Linked DNA regions of Homo sapiens: region 1 is linked to region 2. A link is an interaction called in ENCODE POLR2A ChIA-PET data of the cell type or tissue named here. Cell type or tissue: GM12878. All regions are shown on one strand. Each heading gives the region's core, and the rest is flanking DNA. Links, peaks and the distances in the headings are about the cores only. Region 1 overlaps DIRC3 (disrupted in renal carcinoma 3). Region 2 overlaps DIRC3 (disrupted in renal carcinoma 3).

Region 1 (15,496 bases), core at 6,150-10,149, 170 kb after region 2:
TCCCTATGCATCTTCAAAGCAAGTTAGCAGGTCTGCTGGGCCAGGCTGGACAGCCAAGAGCTGAGCATGAGAGCAGCACATGTCTATAGGTTCAAAAAGAAGTGCGGAGTGAGGGCTGACGTGGGAATCAGGAAACCTGGGCTTGATGTCTGACTCTGGGGCTATTGACTGTATGACCGCAAACCATTCCCTCTACCCTCCAGCCCATATTCCAACCAGGGGAATGAGATGAACAGATCTCTGAGGTTTCCACCACCTAACATAGTACATCTCTGGGACAGGGTTGAGATCTGCGTAAGCTCACCCAACTTTCTCAAAGATTACAGAGGTGTTTATAAGCAATAGAGGAAGCTTGACCACATAAGGACATGCATGATGCTCCCCATACACATCTCCCACTCAGATCTCCAAAATCCACTCTGCTTTGATCCAGGTCCTTGTTCTGACTGGAGTTATGGAGGGTCATCTGGACATTTCCCAGGGGCCGGTAGAGCCACTGCTCCTTGGGCCTTTTTCCTGAGGACAAGAGGAAGAACAGCGACTATTTCCCCTAGGAATGCCACCACATGCACCAACCTGCTGGTCACCCACCTAGCTGCATGTTCTCACAGAGCAGTGCTCCTTAAATGCAGATTCTTGGGCATACTTTGAACCTACTAAATCAGAATTTTCAATGGCAGGACTTGGGAATCTACATTTAACAACCTCCCTTAGGTAATATTAACATAGAGTTTTATGAAGCTCCAAAGAATACCAAAGCATATGGCCAGCCACTCACCCAGAAGCTGCAGACAGCTGGATGAGTGTGGCTTGACCATTCATTACCCAGCTTGAAAGCCTCCCTGCAGCAGGGCCCCTTATACATGCTACAGGTCAAGCAGAAATGAATTGAATCCACCTGTTCCTGTCAGGGGCACATAGCACAGGGACAAGGGATGAGGGGTTTGGGGAGACAGACTCTCAGACAAGTAATTACCTGGGTTTGAGTCCCTACTCTACCACTTAACCAACTGTGGGGGCCTCACATCAGTTTCCTATTTTTATAAAAATAGAAATAAACACTCAGATACTCAACAAAATAAAATAAGTTATTTCACTCAGCACAGAGCCTGGCACACAGTAGACACTTGGTTAGCAGTGAAACTCCATCTGCCAGGATACCACAGAGATAAGAATGATCTCTTATCAGCAGCTATTGTTAACTCTGGTTTTCAGGGAGAATAACACATTCATCTAGTTGTCTGAGAAAGATTTTGTTTTATATCCCATTGTTGAGGTGAAAATAAGATTCTATCCTCTTGGGACTTTGGGGGCTGTTTGTTTCAGCCATTCAGAGAGTTCTAAGTCCCTGGGAGCAGCATGCCCTGGAAACAGAATACCTCGCTTTTCCAAGGGTGGAGTGGTCATCCCGACTGCTCCTCCCCAGAGGAGAGGTCTGACATGGCATGGGATAGAGGCCAGCAGCTCCTCTCTCAGGGACATGTCAATCCAAGATGCCAGGACAAATAGCCTTGTTGTTTGTTCTTGTTCTCCGGCAGCTAAGTCTATGCCGTTACAAAGTGCTTTCCCATGCATGAATCCACACCACCCACTCGACTGTCCTGCAAGGCTGCAGTGTGACGATGTCAACAACAATGATGGCAATGGCATCTTTGCGACTCTCTCCCTTGCCTCCTCCAAATCTTTGCTCAAATATCATCTTCTCAGTGAGGCTACCCTGCCCACCCTATTAAAATTTTGATCTGTCCACATCACAGCAATCCCTGTCCTCCTTACCCTGCTCCATTCTTTAGGCTTTTTTCTCATGTGTGCCAACCATGAGAACGCACTGTACAGACCTTCAACTCCAGGTCACATAGTTGACCAAGGGCCTCAGCTGCTATGCTGTGAAACCCATCACTGTATCGGAGCTGCTACCCCACCTCCCCAGGGCAGTTGCTGGCCAAAGACTAAGGCCATCATAGAGACATGGGACTCCTGGTGTCCAGCTTTTGCTTGAGGACTGACTCCCCCTCATGGCTTCAGCAAGCCAGGGCTCCTCCACCCAACCTTCTCTCTCTCTCCTCACTCAAGGTCACATTTGCATGGTGGACTGGGGGCTCCCTGGAGCCTTTTCTGGCAGCCTCCCTTTCTACCTCCCACAGGCATGTCCTTTAAAGAACTCTTTGAATGTTCTTTCCTGACATATGTAATCCTATGGTCAACCCAAACTAACACTCTATAGCATCTATCTTCTAACATACAAAATCCTTTACTTAGTGCATTTACTTTTATTTCCACCTCACCCACAGAAAGGCAAGATTTTTTTTTAACTATTTTGTTCACTGATACAGCCTAGGCACCTAAAAAATGACACTTAATGAATATTTACTAAGTAAACAATGCCTATTTTCCAGACGGGAAAATGAGGCCCAGAGAGGTTAAGTGACTCTCCCAAGTGGCTCAGCCAATAAGTATCAAAGCAGAGTTTAGGTAACTAACATCTCTTCCACTATGCGCACCTATCTCTCTTCCAGTCTCCATCTGCCTGTGTCTCTCTACTTATGTGTTTTTCTCTTGTCCCTCTCTTCCTCAGGGTGTTGTTTGCTTTTTGTGTGCTCAGTCTGTGTGTGTGTGTGTGTGTGTGTGTGTGTGTGTGTATGTGTGCACACACATGTGCGTCCCTCGATGGCTGAAGTGGACCACTCTGTCAATAGTGCTTAGGGAGGTGGGATTCAGGAAGGGAAGGGACGTGGGTGGAAACTAAAGGCAGCCATGAAGGTGGAGGACTAGACAAGAATCCAAGGGGAAGGAGGAAGGCTGCATGGGGCAGCGAGAAAAGACACAAGAGGGCAAGTGCCCCTAGTGGGAGTTAAATGACCAGGACCCCACCCTGCTTCCCACTAGCTTTGTGACATGGGCTCAGTCCCTTAACCTCTGTGAGTATCTGTTCTTTACTGGATTGTTCCTCCCCACTGTATAAATCCCATCTCAACATTCTTCACAGATAAAACCCCAAGTGAGCTGTGGCTGGCAAAGAGCTTTGTAGGTGGAAACGAAGGTGACCGTCCTTAAGGAAGAATGAGCGAAGACAGGCAGCATGAGAACTACGGCCAGGTCCAGGGTCTCGCCCACTCTGCTCTGGAGCCACATGCTGCTGCTTATCTAAGTGGTGAGGAAGGGGGGCTAGAGGACAAAGAAATACTCGCCTTCAGCCAGTGGGATTCAGGCAGCAACAGGGAGTTTCTGGACAGTGAGTGTGGGAGAGGTGATGGAGCAGGTGCAGGGGAAGGTGGGCACTGCCTTCCTGGAGTGTGGGCTGGATCTCCCTGTATCCGAGATGATTTACACAAGGTCCTGCATGCACACCTGGGCAGGGGATGCATAGGCTCAGGAGGACAGCAGGTGGTGAATGTAGCCCTGGAGAGGGCAGACTGTGGGCTGCAGGAAGAGGCTGCAGGTGCTGCCTGCAGGAAGAGGCTGGGCCTCAACATGTGGCATTGTTAGAGCCCTGGCTGTACAGACACTGTGCCAGGACCATGAGGGGGAGGAGATGCATTGGCCCTGCCTCTGCCCAGAGCCCTCCCAGCCCTGAGACTCTTCAACTCTTGGACACTAAGGAGGGACAAGAGGGAGAATGTGGCAACCTGGTGTCCTGGTCGCTCCTTTATAATCAATCATACAAGGTGACAACACGCACAGTGCAGGTGATGGCTTCACCTGCCTGCTCCATCCCACCCAGCTCGACATCTGCCAAAGGTCACAGCACACATTCTAAAAGGCTGACAACTGCCTGGTGGCAGAAACCTCCTGACGCTGCAGAAAATGCCTCTCTCTGGGCCTGTGGGAAGTCTCACTCATTTACAACGTCACTCAGGGGGCCCCACCTGCTCTGAGACCAGGCAGCCAGTCATCAGGGACAAGGATTGAAGACTGCCAGTGACTTGCTGAGTGACATGGATGACAGACAAGTGACCAAGCTGTCTGCATGACGCCCTGAGCCACTGAGGAGGTGACCCTCCTGCTCACCAGGTGTGCAAACATACCCAGTGCCTGGCACAGAGCGGCCCTCACAGCCTGTGCGTGGGTGGTGTCTTACAAAACGGAAACCTTTAAGCCCTGTTGTTAGGAGCTTTTGCTTGCTGGGAGGACTGAGGTGAGGAGGAAATGAGATCGCACTGTGAAAATACTTTGAGAAAACGGAAAAGTACGGTGGAAAATTTGGTTTGGTTGTTTTTAGCCTTACATGAGTCTGGTGCCATGGGGCTCTAAGGAAAGCTGTCTTACCAGTTTGGGATGACAGGGAGGTTGGAGCAGGTGACCTGAGCCTACCCTTAACACCATGTGTATGTGGAGCAAGTCACTTCATCTTTCCAAGCATTTTGTTTCTCTGAATCTCAATTTCCTCACCTGCACAATGGGAGAAGGGCCAGAGAATTAGGGGTGTCCTTTGCAGTCAGATGTTTTAGGATCCTGTTCACACAGCCCAGGGAACAGCAGGGACATCTTGCCAGCCTCTCATGATAGAAGGAGCATGAAGTCACAGGGCACACAGGTGCTCAGGCTCTGCCACCAGCTCCCTGTGGGACTCTCCAGGCCTCATTTTTGTCCTCTGAGAAGGTCCACAGGCTCATAGCCCTCCAAATTCACCGCCAGCCCCAACCAGTGCAGCATTCAACCACACCAGCCCACCCTAGAGTCACAGATAGACACAGGCCCCAGGGGGAAGGCCCAGGTGGAGCTGCAGGGAGCTCACTTCACACGTGCTCTCTTAGCTAGTGGCCTCGGGGAGCTGTGCGAGGTAGAGATAACTTTGCCCATTCCTAGCTCCACTGTGGATTGGGGTGCATATCCAGACATGAGACAGGTCTGTCTGCCCTTCCCTGCTCACTCTCACTCTTGCCCTGCCCAGCGTTCAATCCAATGGGTCTCATACCAGGAAACAGATGAAAAACTCCCTTCTCCAACTTTACCATTCAAAAGCAGGCTCTGTGTAGGGGCTTGGGGAGAAGGTTAAAGCCCCTTTCCTCCAATATGTGTCTTTTCTGAGGGTAAAAGTACAATCAGTAGCTTTGTGGACTTGGGGGCAGTGATGGAGGAAGTAGCACAAAAAGCTAGGTGGATGTCACCATCTGGAGATTCATCCAGGCGGTGGTTGATGGAGACCTGGGCAGAAGTCTTGGCAGGTGCACACACTCTGCAAGGCACTGCAGGGACTGGCCTAGGGCCTGCACTTCCTGGGCCTCAGATGCAGCATCTGAGCCAGGCCAGGACCACGGACAAAGGACAGCTTCTGAGCCCAGCGGATCTTGGGCCTGGGGGATATTCACTCTGCTGAGTCATGGACTCTTACGCAGGAGCGAGCCTGTCTGCTGGTGCTTCAGCCTCTGCTTGATCACCTCCACCAACAAGGTGCTCACTACCTCACTAAGCAGCATGTTTCACAGTGGAACAACTCTGGATTATAAACATTCCTCCATGGACGGATCAAAATTGCCTCCCCTGAGCCTGAAGTGCCTCTGGAGTTTTCTAGAAGATAATGTCTGTGTGACCCCTACCTCTCTCCCACCTTCTTTAGCCATGACGTGCTTGTGACCTGGGATACCTCTTCTCTGTAATTCAGTTTAGCTGCCCTCCAGGAGAAAAGTAGAAAGAGAAACAACAAAGAAGACCAATGTGTCCTGTGGCTCTAGCATTTCCAACTCTGCAATGATCAAGAAACACGAGGAGAAACACATATTAAACCTAAAAATGGGCACAGCTCCCAGCCCCATGCTGTTTTTTGCTGTCCCCGCCTTTAAATTGTTTTACACTCTCACTTCACTTGGAGAAAGTTGACAGGGAGGTGGAATAAGTAAGGAATAAGTAACTGAGGCTTTAAAAGTTCTGGGTTCTGGTCCCCTCAGTCTGCAAACTATTTAACAAAAGAACTAAATAACAAAATGCCCCTCATACAGTTAAGGTTTCCCCGACACTGGAATCCATGCTTGGTGATTCTCCATGGCTTTAGGCTCAGGATCATGGTGTCTGATGGATTCTCTTTCCTTCTACCTGGGAGGTGGTAAGAGTCACTAAGTTGCCCCCTGGAAATTAAGAGCAGGGCTCATCTCCACTATCCCATCTAGATGAAACTTTGGATCAGAAGTGGTCTCAGATGTTTTTGAGAAGGTCTCCATGAATCCCACGGAACAAAGCTGAATTTTGGCAACATCCCACTGTCCCTGCCCTGCAAAACAAGTAGCAAAGGGGACAGGCAGCCATGCTACCAGGAGGGCTCGGAAGGAGGACAGCCTGTATAGGTATATTGGAGACCTGCTGCGGTGCATTGTCAGCCTGTGTGAGTCGACATATGCCATGGTAAAGCAGACAGCAGGGGCTGGCAAATCTAGAGCCCTATAATGACCCGGAGGCCAGCTGACCACAGCGCCACACTCTCTCATTAAGATGCCACTAGGACATGGTGCACCTGATGGCGGCTTTATTTGCAGATCCTGGCTCCTGCTGGGCACTCTTCCACCTTTCTGAGCTGTAGATGCAAAAATGACTCAGACTGCAGTGGATATTTCCATCTACACAGCCCAAACTAAATTCAACAACACAGTTACCGCTTCCCCAGCTCCATTCCTGAGGCCTTCCTGCCACGCTGCCGTGTACACTGAGGGAGCCTCACCATTTCTGAGGCCCCATCTTAAAAGGGAAAACAGCAGGCTGGTCCCACATGATCATGTGGCTGCCCTCCGGGGCTCACACCCCAAGTTCTGAAAGGCTTTCCTGGTAGGAGCTATCCTCCCACTGGCCTGTCACATTAGGATAAAGTCACCTCCTCCCTTTGTTGATGAGCTTTGGGGAACCACTTGGCCTCACATGCTCAGTCTTTTGGTTGGATGTGCCTAACTCCATTGCTCTTATCTCCTGATTTGAGCCTGGCCAATCAAAGTCACAGTGATGGGCACTGACTCAAGACAAGCCAACGAGACCCAGGACAAGAGTTTTGGGGTAAAATTGCTGCAAAACAAAACAAAACAAACACTGGGGAATGCTCCACTGGGGATGCTAGGCTACCCTTACTTATAACTTCCTATATGCATTCCTTTATGTCTAGAGGCTTTAAAATTTAAATTAGCCAGGCGTGGTGGCAGGCGCCTATAATCCCAGCTACTCGGAAGGCTGAAGCAGGAGAATGGCGTGAACCCAGGAGGCGGAGCTTGCAGTGAACCGAGATCTCGCCACTGCACTGCAGCCTGGACAACAGAGTGAGACTCCGTCTCAAAAAAGAAAAATAAAATAAAATAAAATTTCCTATGAATATTCCAGAACACATAGCACTCTAAATTTCAATTAGTTAAGTAGGAATTAGTGAGCCACAAGCTGAGAACTTGACAGTGATGTGGTATGGGGCTGATAACAAGGATACCAAGAAAAGAAGGGAGATGAAAGAAGAACACAGGCAAATTTCTTTGGTTTTTCATCCATTTCATTCTACCCCCCGAAAAAAAGCACATTTTTTCCAGCAGAGCTCTAGTGTTTGTTATAGTCTGTTATTTCTAATTCTTGGAAAGGCGGTCACCCACATAGGGAATCCCTGACAACACTCCATTAGGCAGAGTGTCCAAGCAACCAGAAGGCCCCAGGGATGTTCAGTTGAGAAGCATAATGATGATGAATCCTGTCCATATTGTTTATGATTTAACAACTGGTTTATTACGTAGGATGTTCTGGGTCACTCCTGGGAAACTATTTAAACAAATAATCTGTAGTTAAATGATCTAATAGAACAAGTGTTTTCAGGTTTTTGGAAGACGCCCATTATCTAAAACTATTCATGTATTCTTAGAATTGGAAGGTACTTTTAACATCTTCTAATAAGATTCCTTTACTATATTAGTGCGTAAACTGGGGCCTAGAGAAATTAGGGAATTTGCCCAAGGTCTAAATTTGCATTCTTTACTCATAGCCTTACCCTCAAAGGGCTGACATCATTTCTACCACATTGACATCTTCCTGGTGTAATGGAAAGACCTGTTCCTAGTGCAGGTTCTGACAGTCAGCAGTGCATGACCTTGAGTAAGACGCTGAACCTTTCGAAACCCAGTCCACCAGAAAGCCCCTAGGAGCCTGCTAGTTATGTAGTTCCCTTTGGAGGAAAATCACTTTATGAAGTCATTTCCTGCAAAAGTTACAACAGTGTATGCCTCAGGTGGTGAGAAAAAACAACCCTGCCACCCTGTCACAACTTTTTGGGCCAGGAAGAAGGGAGCAGCCATATCAGCTGGCTGAGGGTAGGAAAGACCAAAAACCTCAGAGATGGGACAGCATGACATCTTCCCAGCAAGCACACAGGTCCTGACAGCTCTCCTTGGGATGCTTAAATGCTAGGTGTGGTGGACTCTCTTGGGTATTTGTTGAGCAACTCTCACACCTTTCTCCTTCCTAGGAGACCTCAATTTTATTCAGTGTCTACTCTCCCCCTCTTACCCTGTGTGCCTTCAGATGTAGGTTCTGGTAATCTCATCTTCCTGACCAGTGTTTACTTCAAGGACTCAGGTTTAGGCCAATCAACACAGGGCATTCCCCTGGCAATGTTAGTTGTCCAGAAGTGAGGGCATGACCTAAGTTGGTCAATTTAGGTAGAAAGGAAGGATTTTTATTCCATGCTTTCCCTATCTGCCTATATGTGAAATAAGAAAGCACGCTACCCCAGCTGCTGCTGGCAGCCCTCTTGAAACCATGAAGGAAGACAGCCTGAGCCAAGACCAAACCTTCCAGGGGAAAAGAGAAGAGCAAATCACACACACAAAAAGCAATCTAGAAATTTGGCAGAGAGTCTGTCCTACCTCTAGACTTTCTCTATGTGAGATTTAAATGTCTCCATCATTTAAATAAGCTTGAGCCTCTTTTTGGTTTTTTGAAGTTGGAAACATCCTAACCCATAGACTAGGTAAATTAAAATTCATATATAAGAAGGCAAGTTCCTGGAAATCATGGTGAATCCTAAATGAGGTGAAGTGTTTGCTCAGTGTTGTACCCCCCAGTTCTGGAAGCACAGGCTCCCCTGTGCTGCTCTGCTGTAGTGACCACATTCCACGCTATTCCACGTTCCTTTGTACATCTGAAATAAACCCCAGGAAATGATATTTGAATTTGACCTAGTGTGTCTCTTCTTATAACTGTTAAGGAGCTTGGCCAACACATTCTCTAATCTTCACAGTTTCCATCTGTAAAATAGGATTGATGACACTTGCCCAGCTGACCTTCATAGTCCACCTAACAAATGCATTGGTCATTTCCAAAACCTCATCTGTTTCTCTTCTACTCATCCCCTTTCTGTTCCTCTGACCATCTCAACAAAGAGTAGGGCCAGGTTTGGTGGGAAGGAGAGGATGAAAGTAGATGTGCTAGAGCCATGCCCTCAACAGGCACAGTTATGCTCTATGGACAGGCCAGAGGCTCTGAGACACTAGAAATTCACTAAGATGGAAGTGCATCATCCTCTGCCTCCAGCCACTGCCTGAAACACCTTGCAGAATGGGTGAAGGGTTCCAGTTCTCACTGGGTGTCGTCTGCCAGTCCTTTTTGCCTTTGGAAATCCATGCATTCTATGCTATGGCACAAGACAGTGCTGAAACTCTGCTCTTCTGTCAGAACTTCTGGCAGATAGAGACTGGGCCTCGTTCTGAGAGTGGAACCATCCCTGTGTGGGACAGGGACATCAAATCTCATTGTACGAGCCTTCTTCTTCCCAACACCACCACATGACCACTACATTTCAGCCAGGATCCCTCGTTAGCAGTGAACACGGACAAGCAGATGGAGAATAAGAGACCAAACAAAATAGCATGATGTTTCCTAGAAGGCACATATGAGTCTCTTCCTCTTCACCCAAGGATAAGGGAGGCAATCACTCTTCTTTGACCCCCAGGATCCTAACCCCAACATAATTTTCCATTCCTTTGTGTCTTAGTCTATTTTGTGCTATTATTTTTTCTAAGTGCCACAGACTGGATAATTTATAAAGAACAGAAATTTACTTTCTTACAGTTCTGGAGGCTGGGAAGTCTAAGATCAAGGGGCCAGCATATGGCAAGGGACTTCTTGCTACGTTATCCCATGGTGGAAGGTGGAGGGTGAAAGAGATAGAGATAGACAGAGAGACAGAGAGAGAGAGAGAGAGGCCAAATAGCTAAAATTGCACTTTTATAAGGAAACCACTCCTGCAATAACAAGCCCACTCCCATGATAACAGCAGTAATCCATTCACCCCACCTTCTTGGTCTAATCACCTCTCATTAGGCCCCATGTCCCAAAACTGTAGCATTGGAAATTAAATTTCCAACACATGTTTTTTTTGACAGTCACATTCAAACCATAGCACTTTGGAACCAAATATGAAGCATTTAGATGCTCTATTTGAAAAACAAGGAGATTAGAGTAGAGAATCATCGAAGTCACTTCAGACCACATATTCTTAGTTACACATCTCCCGGAGAGGAATTCATGAGATGCCTGGAATCTAAGTTTTGAGCCAAGAAGCTTCTCTCTGGCCTCAGTGTCCCAGCTGCACTGCGGAGCTCTACCCACTTTCAGAGTTTACCTAGAATCGGAGAGGAGTGACTACAGGAAAATGAAGCATAATTACTTCATTTTCATATACATGAATAGTATCAGAGTATTTCCTGGTGTTCCCTTCTTTAATCTCTCTCTCTCTCTCTCTCTCTCTATATATATATATATATATATATCTCTATCTCTCTCTCTCAGCATAGGGAAGGGGATGACTTCCCATCTTTGGTCTTCCTGCATGTTTTTGTCTCTCTCATCTCAGCATTTTTAGAGATGTGTGGGACCTCTTTCCACAGGTCTACCCAGTTGGGACAGGCAACCCAACCTTTCATAAATGATTCCAGTGTGCAAACAGCAATTTACACTGTGGCACTCTGGAGCTGCACCTTAGCATGGTCTTTCCTTCCCCCAGGACTCCTGCCTCAGGAGCAGCTGCCTGGGTATTAAGACCAGACCGGGCCTCAGCAGTTCAGCCGCAGGTCACAGCATGGCCCATGCACACCCGATGGGCCGTGGAGGTTCCCAGCCAGGCTTTCCTGCCCGCCTGTGAGGGAAGGGGGTACACAGCAGCCAGCTCCACCTGGGTCCTGATCTGTCTTGGAATGCACGGGCAAAGGGGGTGGGATAGCCCGTGAGGCAAAAAAAAAAAAAAAAAAAAAAAAAAAATGTCTGCTCCTCTTCCCATTTTACGTCTTTCTCTCTTTCAGCTTAGCAAACTAAAGTTCAAATCAGGGTCAGGGAAAGGGGGTTGCTAATGGAGTTCAGATTTCAGACACAGGAGGAGCTGGGAGGCAACTGCTGGGCCTCTGTTTAGGGAAACATGTAGGACATTTTCTCATTCCCCAGCATCAGCTGCTGAGTACCTACTATGTGCCAGGCTCTGTGTCCTAGGGCTGGGGATACCAATATGGTTCTACGGACCCCACAATGAAGGCACAGACGTATCAGTGGTGACAAAAGTGCTAATAGTGGTTTGTGGAATGTGCAAAGGGCTGTGAGAGCTCGGTGAGAGATGACAGCGGCTATGCAACGCTACTTTTTCATTCGAAAGACGGAAAAGGGCTGTGCACTATTAGAAGGCAGAAAAGTTAGAAAATGTTTCCTTCTTTCCATCTAGAAACAGAACCAGCTTATGTCTCAGACATGATTTCTAAAGTAATCCTCGCCTTGTCCTGACTGGGGTCAAACTTTACATCTTGTCTCTGTAAATGGACTCCCTGATTGTGCAGGACACGTGGCCTGTGGGACCCAACGTAGCAGGAAGGTTGGCCTGGAGCAATAGTTGTCTATTCTTTTATTTAGTCACTCAATCAATAAACATTGATTAAATGCCTACTATGGATTATTAAATGCCAAAAATCATATATATGGTGAACATGAACAGGAAAAATGGGATAGAATAGTTTTAATTGGAACATTCCTGAAAAACAATGTAAGACATATAATTGTTATATATAATCCTCTTCTATATTCTTGGCTTCTTCTACCTCTATGCCTAGCCTAGCCTAGCCTAGAGCTCATTTTCACCAGTCCTTGACAAATTATAAAAAGTTTGGTGAAGCATGTACAGGTAAGGACTTAAGAGAGAATTTTACTAAGGGGGTATCTGTATCTCAGTAGAATGCCCTGAAATTAAACAGTTCAGCTAACCTTCAGTGAAAATCCAGTCGATAAAGGACATTACACCAGGCATCAGAAAATCAAAGACAAATAAAACATCTTTCCAAGGATAAAATAAATTACGCAACACAAAAATACAAAGCTGAATGATCAAAGTCTCAGAAACCTACAGAGGGATGTGGGGGATTTAGAGGAGGGAAAGTTGGGAAATCCAGGAAGGTCTTATGGAGCAAGCAGCATGGAGATACATCTTGCAGTTTTTTCTGCAGGCAAAGATGAGAACAGGCAAGGCATTTTAAGTGGAGGAAAGGACATGAACAAAGATGGAGAAATGCATGGTGAGTCTCTGCTTTCAGCTGGAACCAGAGTTCAGAGTACACCAGGTAAGATGTCAACAATAACAACATTGAGCTCTTAATATATGACAGGTGGTCTTTGTTTAATCCTCATGACTCAGTTAAGTAAGTAAGGTGATGCTTCCACTCCCATTTGACGGGTGGAAAAAACTGAACTTCGCATTTCGGCTGAGAACATGCTTGCTTCCTGGACCCTTGCCCCCAGCCCAGTCTACTAAATCTCTCTTTGGCATGGAGAAGTTAAATAATTTGCCCAAGCTCACATCCCTATTAAGTAGTGAAGCTAGGATTTGAATTCAGACCATCTAAACCACCATGTCATAATTGCAGGGCCAAAAAGTGAGGGGCTCTACATGTCAGACTGGAGAACCTGAGTTTAATTTTACATACCTTGGGTTGTGACATGATCAAAGATCTGCCAAGATTAATAGTAGTGACTAGAATGACTTGGAGAAGAGAGAGACCCGAGGCAAGCCTTCAGTTAGCAGGGTGGGAGGATGGGGCTACTTACTGCCCAATGCCTGTCTCTCTGACACAATTCTACTGAAGCTTGGGACCTTGGCACATCTTAGAGATGAAATGGACTTAAATGGCCCAGTCAAAATGCCTTTTTATTCAATTCCCTGTACTTATTCACTGATATGGATGTGAATAATTGTCTGTACATCTATAACTCCCTGTCCCCTCTTAACTGGGAATATAATGCCCTGCTTTTCTAAGGCCTCAAGACATCTTAGTGTCAAAAGCTCTTATAGCCAGCATGACTATTGATTAGACCTGTGTTTCTCAAACTATGTTCCAGGGAATATTTGGTCTTATGAGATGCCACCCCCATCCCCCACTCCTCAAAAAAGGATTCTATGCTGGTCAAATAGATTTAGGAAATCCTCTATACTATACTGTCTACCCCCTGGGAGAATTACCATGCACACCTATATCTTAAAAGTTCTGATAACTCCTATAGTAAAGAAACATGCTTAACTTTGTTTAACCCAGTGTTTTCCAAGTGTGGTTAACCAGAAAACACTGCATTCATGTAGCACATATTAAAAACCCAAGACATAGGGGTCTGCAGAAAGCTCTTGGGAAATACTGCCTTAGGAAATTATTTCTTTCATTTTCTTCCTTCATTGTCAATATAATTCTTAGGAGGAATAATAATAGCTGCTATTCATTTAACTCTAGGGTTCGTCCAAGTGCTTTTACCAATATCATCTCATCTTTTAATGTTTGAAGCTTCAGCCCGACCTATCTTTCAAATTCCTTCTTTTTCTTTCCTTGAAGCAGAATCCCAAGGGATTACAATTATGTGGGTATATCTCAGAAAGTTAACAGCCATGTCTATCTCTTTTTCAGATCAGAAGGGTACAATTTTCTACTACTTAAAAAAGAGAGAGAGAGATCCTTTGCTCCTAACAGATTTTATCAGTTTCTAGGAATTACTTAAAATGCACTTATAATAGTAAATGTCAAAGATTAACACTTCTCAACTCCCTTAAGAGGTCCCCCCCCCAGTCATTTTTTCTGATACAAACTACTTTCTGTTAAGTATTACCTTACAAGGAATACAATTAATTGAAAGTAAAACATTTTAAAAGAAAATGAGGATTTTTTAATAAAGCATTTTAATTGCCAAATGATTTTCTCTCTAAAAATATTTGCATTCAAAAACACAGCAAAATCAGAGGGCAATGCTTAACTCAAAGGAATGACTGTAATAGATTTCAGGCTGTAAGAGGAATATTTGGGAAGGTGAGGGATGTTGTTTTTATCCCTCAAATCACCTCACACAGGCAATTGCCGCCTTTGTCTATCTATCTGGTTTATTGTGTTCATTGCTACCTCTTCAATCTCCTTCTGAATTCCTGGAATGGATAGACATTAAAATTCAAAGTGGTGTGAATCCTGGCTTCATCACTGACTCATTGAATAGTGTTTCTGAAACTACCTTTCTCAATTTCTTCATTGTTAAATATAAAATAGCACTACCTAATAACACTGTGTTGTTGCAAGGATAAAATTGGAACAGATGCAAAGCATCTAGTACCCTGCCCAACACACAGCAGGTAGTCCGTAAGTGTGGGTTATAGACCTGCATTTTTCTTGGCAACTTGTAGGCAAGAGAGGTAACCAGTAGCCCAATGGTATGTCTCTGTGATTTGTACTTAGCATGAATACGTGGGTGAAGGCTTGTCTTCTCTCCCCATGGAAACCCAAGAGGAGACTTCAGAAGACTGTTAGCTCCCCACCCACCCCCACCTTTCTGGCACTGAATCCCATTCATTCCACAATGGCAGCTGTCCTGGGCCCCATCTAAGGTGCCTGACCCTTGGAAAGGGAGGCCCAGAGAGCAGTCATTACTTCTTTGCAGCTGTGGTCACAAAACCACGTAAGAAAGTGGGACACAGAGAGAGATTTAGTAGACTGGGCTGGGGGCAAGTGGCCAGGAAGCAAACATGTACTCAGCCAAAATGCCAAGTTCAGTAGCTTGAATAAAAACCATCCTAACCTCCAAGGCCCCAAGGTCACCATCTGGAAATGGAAAATCACCGTCAATAAATTACTATGGACCACAGTACTGTGGGATTTCAAAAGAAACTGGACTGCATGAGTTCAAGCTTGGGTTCTCCCTTTAGCTGCCCCTGTGTTCTACTCTTTGAAAGGATAAAAGGCTCTTGGTCCCAAATGGCGACTGTAAATGCAGTGGAAGCTGGGGTGAGTTGCTATGATGAGGGTGGGGTTGCCCTTAATGCCCAGTTCGATAGCTTGACACTAAGTAGAGGGCCAAAGCCCACCATTGCTATTTTCTTCCCCCTTGGCTTCCCAGTGGGCAAAGTTGGCAGATCAGGGAGCACCTGTATCCACTGTGGATCCCTGCTATCCCTCCAACCTCCACCCTGCATTCCCCAAGCCCAGAAAAGAGACGCCCTCCTCCCCTCTCTGCAGTCCCCTAGGAATCTTTCACAGGTGGTCTGAAGTAT
Region 2 (15,496 bases), core at 7,450-11,449:
CTATTCTGGCAGGAAACTCATTTTGTAATGGAACAAAATCAGTCAGCTAGAGTGTCCACTAAATCGCTGTTGCGATATACAAAGGGGCTGGGTTGATATTTGATGTCGAAGAAAGAAAGAGAAAGTGGCCCTGAAGATAAGCCTGGGCCGAGAGGAAAACAGATCAGGCACCCTGAGACCTGGGAGGCACAAGCATGACGAATTTCTACCTTCTGTCTTGGTACAATGTCGACTAAATGTGTCTTTCCACTTTACATCTCAAAACTTAGGTAATGGGGTAGGAAAGCTTAGTGTAACTGAGACAGAATTGAGGACAATGAAGTCTGCTGGCCTGGCTTCCCGCTGTAATGACATGCTGGATATTCATCTCAGCTAAGCCACTTCAGACAATAAAGGAAAGGTCTTAGGATGTCAAATAATTAGTACTAGGCCTATGTGGCTGCTGTACGTTGTATTTATGTCTCATTGTGTAACACAGAGCAAGTCACTGCTCTCTGGAATTTTTCATCTGTAAAATTATATTACAGCTAAGAACTGACCTACCAGAGGGCAAGAGAGTTCCAGCCCTTTAACACCCTGGTATTGCATTAGGGTTGCTCAACCCAAGGGTCATGATGCATAACTCTCTGGCCATGGAGAATCGTTTGTGTGGCTAGAATTTCCTGCTGTGCCCCCAGCCCAATGCCAGGAAATCTCTCCTCTGTTTTTTTTAATTGATCTTTTGTTCGTATGTGTTGTTTCTTCTTTTCTTTGTAGGCTATGAGAAATTGAAGTAAAAGAGGAGGGCTAGTGATCTAGTAGGAACTGGATTTCAATTTTGAATCTGAGTACTTGGTGACATGAGATAGGGTGTTGATAGGTTCACCCATCACCTAACAGCAGAGCAAGGAGAAGATAAGATGGGATGCCAAGCACAAGAATAGATTTCTGAAGGGTCCCAGGGCCCATGAAGAGGGGCCAGACCCACACAGATCCCTACAGTAACTTAGGAGCTGGCACAAGGCAGTGAATTTAAGGGCAGTTGGTCCTTCACTCTAGGTATGTCCCTTTATGGTTTGGCAGCCAGGTATATGCCAGCTTTTCAGGGGCAGGCATTGAAAGCTGCTGTGGGAAGCACAGCTGGCAGACCCTCCAGATTCTCGAAATTTCACCACTGTCCCTGGTATGTTGGCTAGGCCTGCCTCAGTCCTTTCCCTCTTACTGACTCTCAAGAAAGGGATGCCAACCCGTCTGCTTTGTCTGGGAGACTTCCGCTGTTTCTGAGAAATACTGGCTATTGAGAATACCTTCCGGTCTCTGGTCCTCCCCAGTTCAATCAGCCACAGACAGGGCACTTGTTTCCTCCTTGCACCTTAAGGGACAATCCACCCACCTGCCTCCTCACTCCTCGCTCGCAATGCTTACTCAGCCTAGGCTGGAGCCCACCTGAAATGGGGAGGGCCAGGACAACTCTCTTCAGAAGTAAGGGGTGTGGGCGACTTTGTAATGTCTGAGGCTTTGGGTTTCTGAAAATGTCACTGTGTTTTTGCTGAGTCATGGCCAGTTTTCCTGATCTCCATTTTTCCTCTTACTGCTTTTGCCCCTTTTGTCTGGTCCTCATTCCTTAGAACTCAGATATCACAAAATGTCTCCTGGGAATAGATGTACTGAGGCACTGCTACCCTCTTTCTCTCTCTCTCCCTATCTCTCTCTCTCTCACACACCCCCACAGATACACACACACACACACAGAGGAAACCTCATGAAATCTACAGGAAAAAGTATTAGTTTGGTGCAAAAGTAATTTGCGATTTTTGCCATTCCTTTCAATGGCAAAAAACACCATTACTTTTGCACCAACCTAATATTTGGCATTCAATTACTTCTCAAGCAACTGATTGCCTAATCTCTTTTCCTTTAAAAAAATTTATGTTCTACCTGTATAAAACAATATATAGTTTTGTTTTTTAAATTATTCAAGCTGGAAAGTACAAAAAAGTTTAAAAAATCACTCCAGTATTCCATCATTAAGACCACTCTTGTTACTTTTACGTAAGAATTGTTCCTGTGATCTCTCAATGTATACTGATAGGCATAACTTTCTAAAAATGAGATCTTACTGCTGTTTACTTTTTAAAATCAAAAGTATTAAGTTTGCCTGAATTTAGACTAAGAAAAAGATTATTAGGAACCTTTAAAAAATCCTAATATAAAAAATGTCACTTTAACACATGAAATATTCATTCCTAAAAGGATTCTTTTTGTTTGGGGTAGGGGGAGGAGTTGCAAAACTTTAAGATATGGGAACCACGACATTTTTTAACTCATTAGACCCTGGCTTTTAGGGCCATGGCTTGTATTTTACACTTGTTTAGAAGCTATGTTCTTCAAAAATAAAATTAGAACTCACCAGGTGTTTTAATTATTCTTTACACTCCTGCTTCAACACTTTTGCATCGTGCTTCCTATCTACGTAACACGAAGAATCCCCCTCCACTGGGACAACCATCTAGAAAGGGGGAAGAGAAGGAGAGGTTAAGGAAGAGACTGAGAGGATCAGATATCTAGAGAAAATCCATTTGAAGCAAGGTAGACTGGCTTTCTGCCTAATTCCCCCTTTCTCTTAGCAATAACAGTTTCATAATTAGCTTTAGCCAGATTTCTAGATAATTAATCCTCCCACCACAACCTGCCCTACACCATTGTGACTTGGAAAAAAAATTAACCCCATTTTAATGGTACTGATCTACTTACATATGTTCTTATAAAACTGCTTTAAAAATGCAGTATAAGTAAGTGTAATGCTTAGAAAGCTGTGGGGCATGTCTCAGTATCAAAGCATTACTGAATTCAAAACAGCATGGGTATACCGGTATTCCAACCTGTACTCACATCTCTTCTAACATTTTAGGATGTGCCATAGCATATGTCAAGGTTGCTTATTAAACTTTCAATCTTCTCCTGTTCTTTGGCATCCCAAACTCCCTGACCCCTCATACTTCCTACCCCAGGAGAACTTGCCCTTCCATCCACAGCATTTTATCCCGCCATCTTGGTCCCTCAATCTTCCCCCCTCCTTTTCTCCCCTTCCAGTGTGCTCCTCAGTAGTCATGAGCCTGGGCGCTTGCAGCTCCCGCTCAGGAATGCGCTTGCCTTGCTTTCGTCCTTTCTCTTATCAGAGAGGAGTGGGGAAGAGAGAAGATGAGCAAATATGCCATAAGAGGGGAAAGGCAGGGTCTGTCACCTCCACTTTGCTGATGATTGATGTCATGTTGCACTGGCTTTGTGGCTGGGCCCTTGTGAAAGGTGTGAATAGTGGTGGGGTGGGGGACAGATTGTTTGAAACCATCTCTCTCCGGTTGGTTTTGTTGGTTTCTCTACTCCTAGAAGCAGAGGAAAAAGAGGGGGAAGTTAAATATGTGGTGATGGTACTACCTTTTAATCAGTGTCTCCAAATATCCTTCAGAGCAGATTTTCTCAGCATCGGCCAGCATGAAACGAGGGTCTTTTTAAAGATCATTTTCTTTCTTGGATCAAAGTTTCTTTGTTTGTGATTCTGAGTTCCGTTCCTGTGTGTCTCTGTGGTAGGGCCTTGAATAGAGGACTAGAAGGAGAAGAATAAGAAGAAAAGTGTATATCAGGTGCTTTTAAAAAAATCAATTCAAACGAAAATTGCAGAAGGGTGCCTGGACAGCTAGGCTGACAGTGACCAGAGCTGGAGAGAGAGGCTCTGCCTGGTAACAGAGCTCTGATTGGCCAGACCTGTGCAAGGACTAGGCCTATAGGGACGGCTCTGAGCTGTGCTTCTGCAGGCAGCTGAACTTGGCAGGCACAAGCAAGCCCTGCAAAGACACGCTCAAAACAATCCAGAGTACAGACAGCTGCTGGCGTGAAGAAGCTGTGAGTACTGACAGCACTTGGGGTTGTGAGCCTGCCACTTAACTCTACAGCCTACTGCCTCTGCCTCTTGTGGTTAGATTTCTGTCTTCCAGATGATTAACTCTTTGAGACATGGTCTTACCAACAGTGGTAACACAGGCAGGGAGTGTCTTTGAAAAACAACTGGCCAGGGAGTCAGGGGTCTAGGTCTATACCAGGCATTAAATACTGTATGTATTAGCATGAACAGGGGTGTCTGCTTGACACTGTGGTACAAGCTCCACACCACCAATCCCTCATACAGCCCAAGAAGATAGAAACAGTTACGATCCCATTTTCCAGAGAAGAGAACAGAATCAGGCCCTGCACACACAGTCTGCAACTATTTGGGGGCACATGTGGACTCTCAACCATCTTCCGGTCGACAGCAGTTCAGTGTCAACTGGAAGACAGGCTGCTCTAAGGCAACGATGTCTTCTGGCCAATTTTGGGCTGAAATTGAAGTATTAGGTAGAGCCAATTGTTCCTATTATTAAAAATAAAACCCTGGGAGAAAAGATTGAAAAACGAATATTTTTTAGTGAGGAATTAATAGATATTTGTATTCACAAACTGAGTACTTAAATGCAGTTTAAAATGAAGGGACTGGCCAGTTGTGGTGGCTCATACCTGTAATCCCGGCACTCTGGGACACCAAGGCGGGAGGATCACCTGAGGCCAGAAGTTCAAGACCAGCCTGGCCAACATGGTGAAACCCCGTCTCTACTAAAAATACAAAAATTAGCCTGGCATGGTGACGTGTGCCTGTAGTCCCAGCAACTCAGGAGGTTGAGGCAGGAGAATTGCTTGAACCTGGGAGGCAGATGTTGCAGTGAGCTGAGATCATGCCACTGCACTCCAGCCTGGGCGACAGAGCGAGGCTCCATCTCAGGAAAAAAAAAAAAAAAAAAAAGGAAGGGATTGTATCTATATGCAAGAAAATATACAGTTCAAAAACATATTGTTTACTGGAAACAAATTGCAAAACAATTCATGCAGTGTATTATTCAGCCAAAATTTTACAACTACAAAGCAATACCATCTATTATCTGATATATAAAATCTGTAATGAGCTAATAAAAACATGGACCGGAATAGTATATATCAAATTACTGACAGTGGTCATCGCTGGAGAGAAAGAAGCAAGACTAGGATGGAGAGGAGGAACAAAATGGTTTTCAATTTTAACTGTGAGATATACTATCTGAAGCCTAAGTGACAAAAAGTGAACATTTTAAATATGAGCAGGGGATATGTGTATCATATTATTCTTCTGCTTTTTCTGAATTAGAAAAAAATAGGAGGGTCTTTCCCGGGGGCATCTTCATTGTGCCATCCTGCTCATGTGATGGGAAGAAATTCATCCCTGGCGTTATTGCTCCTAGGAACATCCTGTGGGAGATGAAAGTATGTGTGCTGTTTTGAAATTAAAAGCAAAGCAGGAAAAGTCAAGAGTCCTCTTTTTCAGAGAGAAAAACTTGCAGAACCTGTGGAGTTGTTACCCCCATACTGTTGACAATCCTCACTCTTCCCTTCCCTTCTCAGCCAGAAAGCAGCCTTTATTATTTATTATTTTTATTTTTTGTACAGGGCTCCCAGCCAGCCTCAAGGGTCTATGTATGCTAGTGTGATTGCTGTGTTTTTCTAACCACTTCAAAGGTCATGTTCACTTATCTGTGAAAACAAGTTCTCATTCCTTGCACCCTATTTGCCTTCATGTCTCAGGAAATAGGGACGGGCAAATCACTTGCCAGGTGGGAAGAAAATAAAGGAATGTTGTACACACACCCTACTCTGAAGACCAGAGCGGAAAGGGAACCTATCTGTGTATCCCAAGGGGGCTGTGAGCAGGAGAGAAAGACAGAAATACAGCAGAGAGATGTGACTTACATGTCCTAATCTCCCCACTCCCGAGGTGAACCCCAAGATCAGAAGGAGGCATAGTGAACATTTCCAACTAGATATGGAAGGAACCTGAGAATATTTGGAGGAGGAGACCAGCGACACTGTTTCCCAAACACAGCTTAGGGGAGACTGGGAGCATCTTGGAAGAGCCCCACACAGAGCCATGTTCAGCATGGCCTGAGTGAGGGCGGAAACTTTAGCGGTGGAGCAGGAAAGTGACCAGCTAGGCAAGCCTCCAGCAGCACTGCTTGCACTCCATGGCCTGCCCGGGCTGAACAGTGGACCTAAGAATTCATAAGTGCTCCAGAGAGGGACAAGGAGGGACTAAGAGGGCCCTGAGTTAAGAAAAAGACATCACATTGCCCCCAAATGCCACTGGGGACCAGTGGTGCAGAGTGAATCAATCGGTGACTGTGATACACAGTTTAGTTTGTCCTCTGTCATAAGAATAAATATCAGATATCATAATCAGGGAAAGCACAAAGAAGAGAGAGCTTTTGAGAGCTGTTTACCTAGAATTTAAATTCTTCATGTTCACTTTAGTACCTCTTTAAATGCTCAATTCCTGCGAAAACATGTATTGTAACCCAGTGCTATCACTCTAAAAGCTGTGGTAGAAGGTGTGGAGTTTTAAGTATGGAAGAGGGTATGTGCTAAATAGAAAAGGTAAATAGAAAGCTTTTTAAAAATCTGGGTAAATGCACACACATATCCACATGCAGGATGCACAAATGAACCCTATGAGGGCTCTGACACTAAGAAACTGGCAGTACCTGGACTACAGATTCAGCAGGAACAAGTCCACAAACTGAGCAGGCAGTTAATGAGCTTAGCACCCATCATCCCTGGCTCAGAGTATGGCCCTGGAATTCTTTGTTGCAATAAAATATAAAATAGAACCTGAAAAGAAGCTTGGCTATGAGCAAGTAAGGCTTCCTTCATTTGCCTGGTCCCACAGGCTCTCTGTTGCAGTGGCGGCAAACCCACCCAGATGGGTTGTGCTCTGCAACTTCAAGCAGCCCTATCACCAGTGAGGGTGGTGGCAATGCTCCAGGCCCCTTGGGGCAGGGGAGGTAAGACAGCATGCCATCTGATGCTGCCCCCCTTGCTGACCTGGGCAGCGGGCACATTCCTCAGTTCCCTCTGACCCATGGGCTGTCCTGAACTGAACTCTGCTCAGCTCCATCCCCTCTGCTCGCCTGCTCCCTGCAGAGTGAGCCCGCCCCTTGCTGGCTAGGCTTTCCCTGCCTTATTTGGTTTAAATTACTTTTTTGAACTTTGGTCTCATTATTTTTGGACCATCATTTGGTCTGGAAGATTTTCTTTCCACGGGTTCCTTCTGTTCTTCCTTTTCACCCTCTTGAATGTGCTTCCCAAGGCCTCTTTTTGCAGTTTCTTTTGGGTGGTTTTTATTACCTTCATGCATCTAATCTGAGTAGGGAGAAGCTCCAAGATCATTGTTATCTTCCCGCTTGGAATCCTGCTTGTTTGGTTGTTATGGGAGCTCCTCCATTTAAAGGGCTGGGGAACTCTGCTTCTCCAGGAGCTCGTGACCCAGCTCCCAGAATGGCCTTTTCCAACACAACATGAGAAACCAGCTTCAGCGGCAACCCTGCAGGGCCACAACCCATCCTCACTCTCGGAAACAAACCCATAGATCTGGGGCCGCCCCTCTAGGCACACACCTAAAGATACCATGGCACTATTTCTTTCTCTCCTCTTATAGCAAGAGTTTGATTTTGTAGTTGAACTGGTTTGGATGGTTCAGGCTGCAAGTAACAGAATATATCTCAACTGGCTTGAGCAATTAAGAAAACATTATCTCCTATAACAAAAGTCTATGGGTAGGACAATTCTGAGGCTGGTGAATTCAAAGCTCACAGACATCAACAAGGCCCTGGTTCTTTCTGTCCTCCTGCTCTAGCACCCTCATGTATGGGCTCGTCCTTGGGTTAGCTAATCTACTGGTGAAACGTGACTACCATAGTCTTACCCATTGCTATGGTCTGAGTGTTCGTGTCCCCCGCAAGTTTCTATGTCGAAACCTAACCACTAATGTGATCATATTAAAAGGTGGGGCCTTTGGGAAGTGATTTGGTCATGAGGGTGGAGCCTTCATGGTTGGGATTAGTGCCTTTAAAAAAGAGGTCCCAGAGACCTGTCTTGCCCCTTCCACCATGTGAGGACACAGTGAGAAGCACCATCTATGAACTGGGAAGCAGGCTCTCACCAGACATTGAATCTGCCAGTGCCGTGATCGTGGACTTCCTAGATTCCAGAACTGTGAGAAATAAATTTCTGTTTTTTATAAGCTTCTTAGTTTATGGTATTTTGTTATAGAAGCCCAAAAGACCAAGACACCCAGACACCACAACATCCAACAGAAAAGAGAGCTCATCTATTCGCACATGAATACACCTTTCATGGAAACCCTTCCATGGGATAAGGCCTTCTCTCACATCTTATTGCCCGTGCCCAAACCAATTCCTATCAAGAAGAACAGGACCACTATTGACTCGGATCAACCATAAATAAAGTTCTGGAGTTGAAGAGGGGCTCCATCTTTCCAGAAGTTCATAACTTCACAGAGGAAGGCAAAGGCCTGAACCCATCAGTAGGCCTTTTAAAAGAGAGGAAAGGGGGAGTGTGTTGATAGGTAGACTCACAGCTCTGTCTGCTACCCTGTAAGAGAAAATCCAGATTTCTGCCACAAAGTTTCTGTTCCTGTATTTCTGATTCACCCTACTTCTCTCCAGTAACTCTGATGTTTTTTGTTTTCTAATGTCTCTATATTTTTTATGTCTCCTGAGGAGGCAGAATATTATAACAATTAAGTACTTGAATTTAGAGTTAATTAATCCTGGATTTGAGGCCTAGCTCTACCATTTACTAGCTGGGAGCTTTTTCAAGTTACCTTATCTCTCTGGATTTTTGTTTTCTCACTCAGAATAGCAAATAATAATAGCAACCACTTATATAGAGATTACTATATACCAATCAGTCTCCTAAGTCTTTGCATATATCAACAGATTTAAGCTGCACAACAACGCAGTGAGATAAATACTCCTACTCCCCACTTTTAAAATGAGAGAGGCTGGGTGCAGTAGCTCATGTCTATAATCCTAGCACTTCAAGAGATCGGGGTGGGAGAATCCCTTGAGCCCAGGAGTTCAAGACCAGCCTGGGCAATGTAGCGAGACCCAGTCTCTACAAAAAACAAAAAACTTAGCCAGGAGTGGTGGTGCACACCTGTGGTTCCAGCTACATGGGAGGCTGAGACAGGAGGACTGCTTGAACACCGGAGGTTGAGGCTGTAGTGAGCCATGTTAGTGCCACTGCACTCCAGCCTGGGTTAAAGAGCATGACCTAGTCTCAAAATAATAAATAAATAAACCAAGGCACAGAGAAGTTAAGTAAGCTGCCATAATCACACAGCTTGTGAGGAGCAATGCTGTGATCTAACACTATAGAGTCTATGACCCCAATCACTTCATCATACTGCCTCTTTCCCCCGCCCCCCACCCCACCACCCAGGAGTTTAAGAGTGGAGATTTAATAGGCAGAAGAAAGAGAAAGGAAAACAGCTCTCTATCTAGTGTGAGAGAGAGGACTTCTGAGAGGAAAGGCCCTCATACTGTCTCTTAATGAAATACAAAGGCAATCAAAACAGTGCTCATAGGCTGAAGATTATTAAGAAGATAACACAGGTCAAACATTTAGCAGAGAGGCTTGAACACAGCATATACTCTAAATATTAGGTAAGAAATTCTACACAATCACTTCACATGTATACAAGTCAGCCTGGCATATAGTGAGAGAATTAAACACCCCCTTTCTGGTCCTCCTTGGGCCAAACTTCTCTCAGTTTCACAACTTGTTCTAGAACCTAGCCCGTGGTTTACTTACAAAGTATTCCTTTTACTTTCTTAGCTATTAATAGAACAAAGCAAAACCTCTGTGAGTACAAAATTATGTGATCCAGAGCCTCAGCCTGTGTCTACCTGATTGTGACCTAGAGAGTCCTGTCCAAATAATTCTCCAGATCTAAAGAAATCCCCCATTGCCATAAACTCATACTGGTCCTAATTCTGTTTCCGCAGCCATATAGTTCTACTTCTCATTTTATTCTCCTTCAAAAATTGTGAAGTATTTCTAATACAGGATATAAAAAATTCTAGAGAACAACTTAAAGCACACACATGTGCCACAACCAAAATTTTGAAAAATATTAATGTTATCATATATGTTTCAGGCCTTTTAAAAATAAATTAAACACTAAAATACAACTGAAGCCCCATCCCCTCATTTTCTTCCCCTTTTTGGTAACCCCACACATAAAGATATGTATCCCACTTCCATGAGTTTTTATATTTTTAGTACATTTTTATACAAAAACATTTATTATTGTTTTGTGTACCTGGTAACTTTAAAAATAAATGATGCCATACTGTTTATAAGATTCTGCTCCTTGCTTTTTAGTAAATCAATGTTTATTTTCACTTCTTTTGTGTTTTCTACTTTTATGCTTCTTTTTTAAATCTTTTTTTTTCTCCTTCCCTGTCTTGTGTTGGATTAATAGGGCTTTAGCTATTCTCTCCACATCAACGCCTTTTCACCAATCAGCTTCTGACTTACACGTTACATTGTATTTCTTTCCTTCTTTCTTTCTTTTTTTTTTTTTTGAGACGGAGTCTTACTCTGTCGCCCAGGCTGGAGTGCAGTGGCGCTGTCGCCCAGGCTGGAGTGCAGTGGCGCAATCTTGGCTCACTGCAAACTCCACCTCCTGGGTTCACACCATTCTCCTGCCTCAGCCTCCCAAGTAGCTGGGACTACAGGCGCCCAACACCATGCCTGGCTAATTTTTTTGTATTTTTTTTTTTTTTTTTAGTAGAGACAGGGTTTCACTGTGTTAGCCAGGATGGTCTCAATCTCCTGATCTCATGATCCACCTGCCTTGGCCTCCCAAAGTGCTGGGATTACAGGTGTGAGCCACCATGCCCGGCCTGTATTTCTTATATTTTAATGGTTACCGATAAATTGTTAAATATACATATATATACAGTCTTGCATCACTTAACAACAGGAATATGTTTGAGAAATGTCTCATCAGGCAATTCTGTCATTGTGCAAACATCGTAGAGTGTACTTATACAACCCTAGATGGTATAGCTGATTACACATCTAGGCTATATGGTATAGCCCATTGCTGCTAGGCTACAAACCTGTACAGCATGTTTTGGTAATGAATACTGTAGAAAATTGTAAGTATTTGTGTATCTAAACATATTTAAATATAGAAAAGGTATGGTAAAAATATGGTATTATAATCTTCTGGGACCACCATCATATATGTGGTCCATCATTGACCAAAATACTGTGCAGTGCCTGACCTCACAGAAATTTTTGCTAAGTTCTAAGTTTATTCATAATTTCTAGAATCCTCTTAAACAAAACAGAAATCTTAGTATGTTTTAACTAGTTTATTGAGCACTCCCTACCACCAACATTCTTTGATGCTATTGTCTAGACTTTTGGCCCCATTTTTTAATACAAAATTTATTTTTATGTAGTTAATAGTTAATGCACTTTTACTGAACTACTTTACAAATTTTTCTCTCTTGCTCCCAATTGTTCTCTCTGATTTCTCTTTTCTCTTTCTTGAACTAAATGCAAGGGTCTGGGAGCAGTAAATTTTCTTAGTCTTTTTGTAACTTAATGTATCCTTATTTTGCCCTCACAATTGATTAATTTAGCTGGGATGAAATTCTAGGTTGACTTTTTTCTTACTGCTATGAAGATATCAACTCATCTGCAATGGGGGTCTAATCTAGCTGAAGATCATTCTTTTGTGAATATAATCATTAATCCTTTGTGAGTAAGCTGTCTTTTCCTTCTGGTAGCTTCTAATATGCATTTATTTTTATTATTCATGTTCTACAGTTTCACTACAGTGTAAATAGATGTGGTTTTATTTTCATTTGTTCTGTTTGCATTTTATATGAACTTTCACCAAAAGATTCACGACTTCAATTCTGGAAACTTACATCATTCTCTATTTCTTTTCCCTGGAACTCCTAATCAGATGCATACTGGAGTCTCTCAATCCATTTCTATTCCCCTTAACTTCCCATACAAACATTAATATGTTTGTATGCATATATATGTATAATTTTTCTTTTTGTCTATATTTTGTTTATATTTCTGAGTTCTATTTTCCCATTGTAATAGATTATCCAGAGAAACAGAACCAATATGGTGTGTATATATATAGAGAGAGATTTGTTATAAGGAATTGTCTGACACAATTATGGAGACTTTCAAGTTTAAATCTGCAGTGTGGGCCAGCAGGCTTGAGATGCAGGACAGCTGATGGTGCAGATGAAGTCCTATTAAGTGATCTGCTGGAGAATCTCCTCTTACTTGAGAGAAGATTGGCTTTTGTTCTATTCAGTCCTACTCATCTGATTTGAAGAGACCTGCTCATGTTATGGAGGGCAATCTGCTTTACTCTGCCAATTGAAATGTTAAATTCACCCAAAAATATCCACACAGAAACACCCAGAATAATGTCTGACCAAATATCTGGGCAACCCATAGCCCAGTCAAATTGCCACATAAAATTAATTATCACTGCCACTTAAATACTCTCTTTTTATTGTTTGCTCTAAACTCTACTTCAGAATTTATTCCATTTATTATTTTTTAAAATAGCAATTTTTTAGTACACAATTTACTATTGTTACTATATTCTCTTATATAGGTTTAATTTTTGCTTTTTTGTTTCATCATTTCTTATTTTATCTTTTAATTTTTTATTATACTTTATCTCTTTGACAATCCTAAAGACTTCATTTTAAATCATTTTCAAATTGTCCTATCATTTTCATTTCATCTGACGTGAATTTATTTTCCCACATTTTATTTTGTTAAGTGCTTGTCTTATGGTTAATATTCCTCACGTGTCTCGGATTTTGGTTTTGTGGTTCATGTTCTATGAGTCCACTTCAGGTTATATATGGGCAGTTTGGGATTTCTATCTTGGTGTGATATTAGGAATATCAGATTTAATCTCTGTATCAGTCCATTTTCACACTGCTGATAAAGACATACCTGAGACTGGGTAATTTATAGAGAAAAAGAGGTTTAATGGACTCACAGTTCCCCGTGGCTGGGCAGGCCTCACAATTATGGTGAAAGATGAAGGAAGAACAAAGGGACTTCTTACATGGCAGCCGGTAAGAGAGAAATGAGAACCAAGCAAAAAGGGATTCCCATTATAAAACCACCAGATCTCCTCAAACTTATTCACTAGCACTAACAATATGGGGGAACCACACCCAAGATTCAATTATCTCCCTCCAGGTCCCTTGTGCAACATGTGGGAATTATGGGAGCTACAATTCAAGATGAGATTTGGGTGGGGAAACAGAGAAACCATATCAGTCTCTAAGCTAGCCGGTGCCTTGACCCAGGCCTTCCCTCAGGGGCTGTGCTCCACCTTCTTCTGCCTTCCTAGACATGCAGTTTTATGTAAGCCATAGATTCATGTTGCAGCATTTTTCCCCAGCCTCTTCATGACTTGACAGCAAAAGCAGAAATATGGGGATTTCTATACCCAATTTTAAACTAACAGAATTGCATATGCAGCTTCCTCTGCCTACTTTTTTGACCCGTGGCCCCACAGGGCTGGAGATTCAACTACATTGACATGGCTTGTATTTTACCGATCACTGTGATGGGTCAAAAGCAGAGTAAAGGCCTCAAAACGTGAAGTGATAACATGGTTTTGACTAAAGTTCTCCCATTTCTATTCTCCCTCTATTGTTACAGCTTCTCTAATGGTTCTCTTTGTATTCCTGGCATTCTCTGGAGGCTTCTGATAAAAACAGGGTCTTTAATTGCCCCCCTTTTCCAGTCAGGTCCCCAATAAGAAACAGATGTTGTACTCAAAGGGGGTAATTGAGGAGAGTTTACTAAAGGGACTGCTTGCAAAGATGTAGTCCAAGCTAAGATAAATTGGAAAGGATTGGTGAAGCTCCCAAGCCAACAACAACAGGCCTAGTAGAGAACTATCACTGTGCTATAGGAGAGAGCTGCCTGGCAGGAGTGCCAGCCTTTGATAGAGGAACATGGTCCACTACTGAACCTTAACTTGGTAAAGACAGAGACCAAGGAGTAAATACTCCCAACTCCTTCTCCTGCCCTTTGTTCCTCTGCTTCCCATGGGCCAAACTCAACAGGAAATCAGACTGCAAGGGACCCCTTAACATAGTCAAGAAAGGTCAGCCTCTCAGGGCACAGAGTAGGGCAAGGAGTGGATCTGGATGTGGTAAAGAAAGAACACACAGAATACAGAATAGCCCAAGACTACATTTCTCAGGTCACTTCCATCTTCACATTACAGAAATAAATCATCTTCCTTTTCCACTTCCCCCTCTTTAGCTAATGCCTTTTTTACTTTTTTTTTTTTTTAATTTCATAGGTCATTTCTTGAAAGAGTTGTCTAAAGGCACTGTCTGCACTTTATTCTTATTTGCTACTCAACCTCCTGTTGTTCAGTTTCTGACTTTATAGCCCCCTGAAATTTCTCTCCAGGAAGTTACTGATTTCTTGCTGAATTATAAACCCAATCCAAACTTTTGGATGCTTATCAACTGCATTGAGGCACTCCTTGCCTAAAGTCTCCTCCCCTCTTGATCTCTGTGTGACCACTTTCTCTCAGTTCCCCTCCTTTGAAACTGCAAAGGCAGCATGTAAGAGGAGCAACTACCTGGGCTGAATTAAGACCTGAAGGCCCCAAGGGAATGAGGCTAGTGATAGCCAGAGGTGTGGTGCAGGGTTCAGGGTGGGGAGCATGTCCTAACAGAGGAAACCACAGATGTGGTATCCATTGCTTCTTATTTGCCATCAGTGACTGCATGGTTGACCACCAAACTCTATAGGGTCACTCTGAAGAATAGAAAAAGCTGAAGTGGTCTAGAAGAAATTAGATTTTCTATAGGAAAGACATAAAGAAAACTTGGCAGAGGTATCTGTTTTTAAAAATACATAAATCTCGGCCTCGACCAACACTTATTTGATGTGACCCTTTCACCCAAGACCATTTCTTCATCCCACTAGAACCTCAGTTCTCAGCACTGAGCAATATCAGCTGACAGCCTTTCATCCAGCAGGACAACAGAACTGTGGGACCCCAGCAGAGACAAGGCTGTCAGTGAGGCCTGTCCTGGTGGGCTGTCATCCCACGTGGAGAGGTGAGAAAAGTAGGGTGGAAGAGGAAACGATGCTGAAGACTGAGGAGGCAGGTGGAATTCAAAGTTGGTCTTTTTTTTTCTTTTCCAAATTAAAGAGATGTTTTCTCTGCCACAGCTTCTGGGCCCTGATACAGCAATAAGTCAAACACCAGCATTCATCCCCTTGCAAATGGGAACCACCTCCCCACCTTGGAGCACAGACAGATTGTAGTTGAGACGCCCAGTGGAAAAAGCTGAGTATGGCTGGGCAGCCTCACACAGGCCTTTGCCTCTAGATCCCCTTGAGCTCCCTTCCCAAGAGTCCTTGACAAATATGCAGGGCTAAGAGGCTGTCCAAGGAATGCAGCCGTCTCAGCCATTCATTACCAAGGCTCAAAACCACAGGGGCAGGAAGAGCAGACAGAGCTGGGTAGGATCCGTCTCCGGTGAGGTTTGGAAAT

Evidence for each region. Peaks named below come from ENCODE experiments on the same cell type or tissue, not always from the same donor. Only the 100,000 strongest peaks of a DNase experiment are listed, where the experiment ranks them.
Region 1: POLR2A ChIA-PET joins it to region 2 with 5 read pairs; 2 of 35 experiments call an interaction of 5 or more read pairs at or near these places.

The regions. Positions count from the first base shown.
Region 1 is chr2:217,606,670-217,622,165 of GRCh38, forward strand. All of the region lies in intron 2 of DIRC3 (disrupted in renal carcinoma 3), which reads right to left. Among named protein-coding and RNA genes, the nearest start is that of DIRC3, 180 kb to the right of the region's middle. RefSeq lists an enhancer at 2,967-3,674. In GM12878, for the core only: no CTCF peak of the experiment used is centred there; a DNase peak (open chromatin) is centred at 8,042.
Region 2 is chr2:217,430,534-217,446,029 of GRCh38, forward strand. It overlaps DIRC3 (disrupted in renal carcinoma 3), which reads right to left. Exons shown (of 13, transcript NR_186301.1): 4 at 3,415-3,583; 5 at 2,390-2,488. Among named protein-coding and RNA genes, the nearest start is that of DIRC3-AS1, 160 kb to the left of the region's middle. In GM12878, for the core only: no CTCF peak of the experiment used is centred there; DNase peaks (open chromatin) are centred at 8,513 and 9,692; H3K27ac peaks cover 1,646 bases.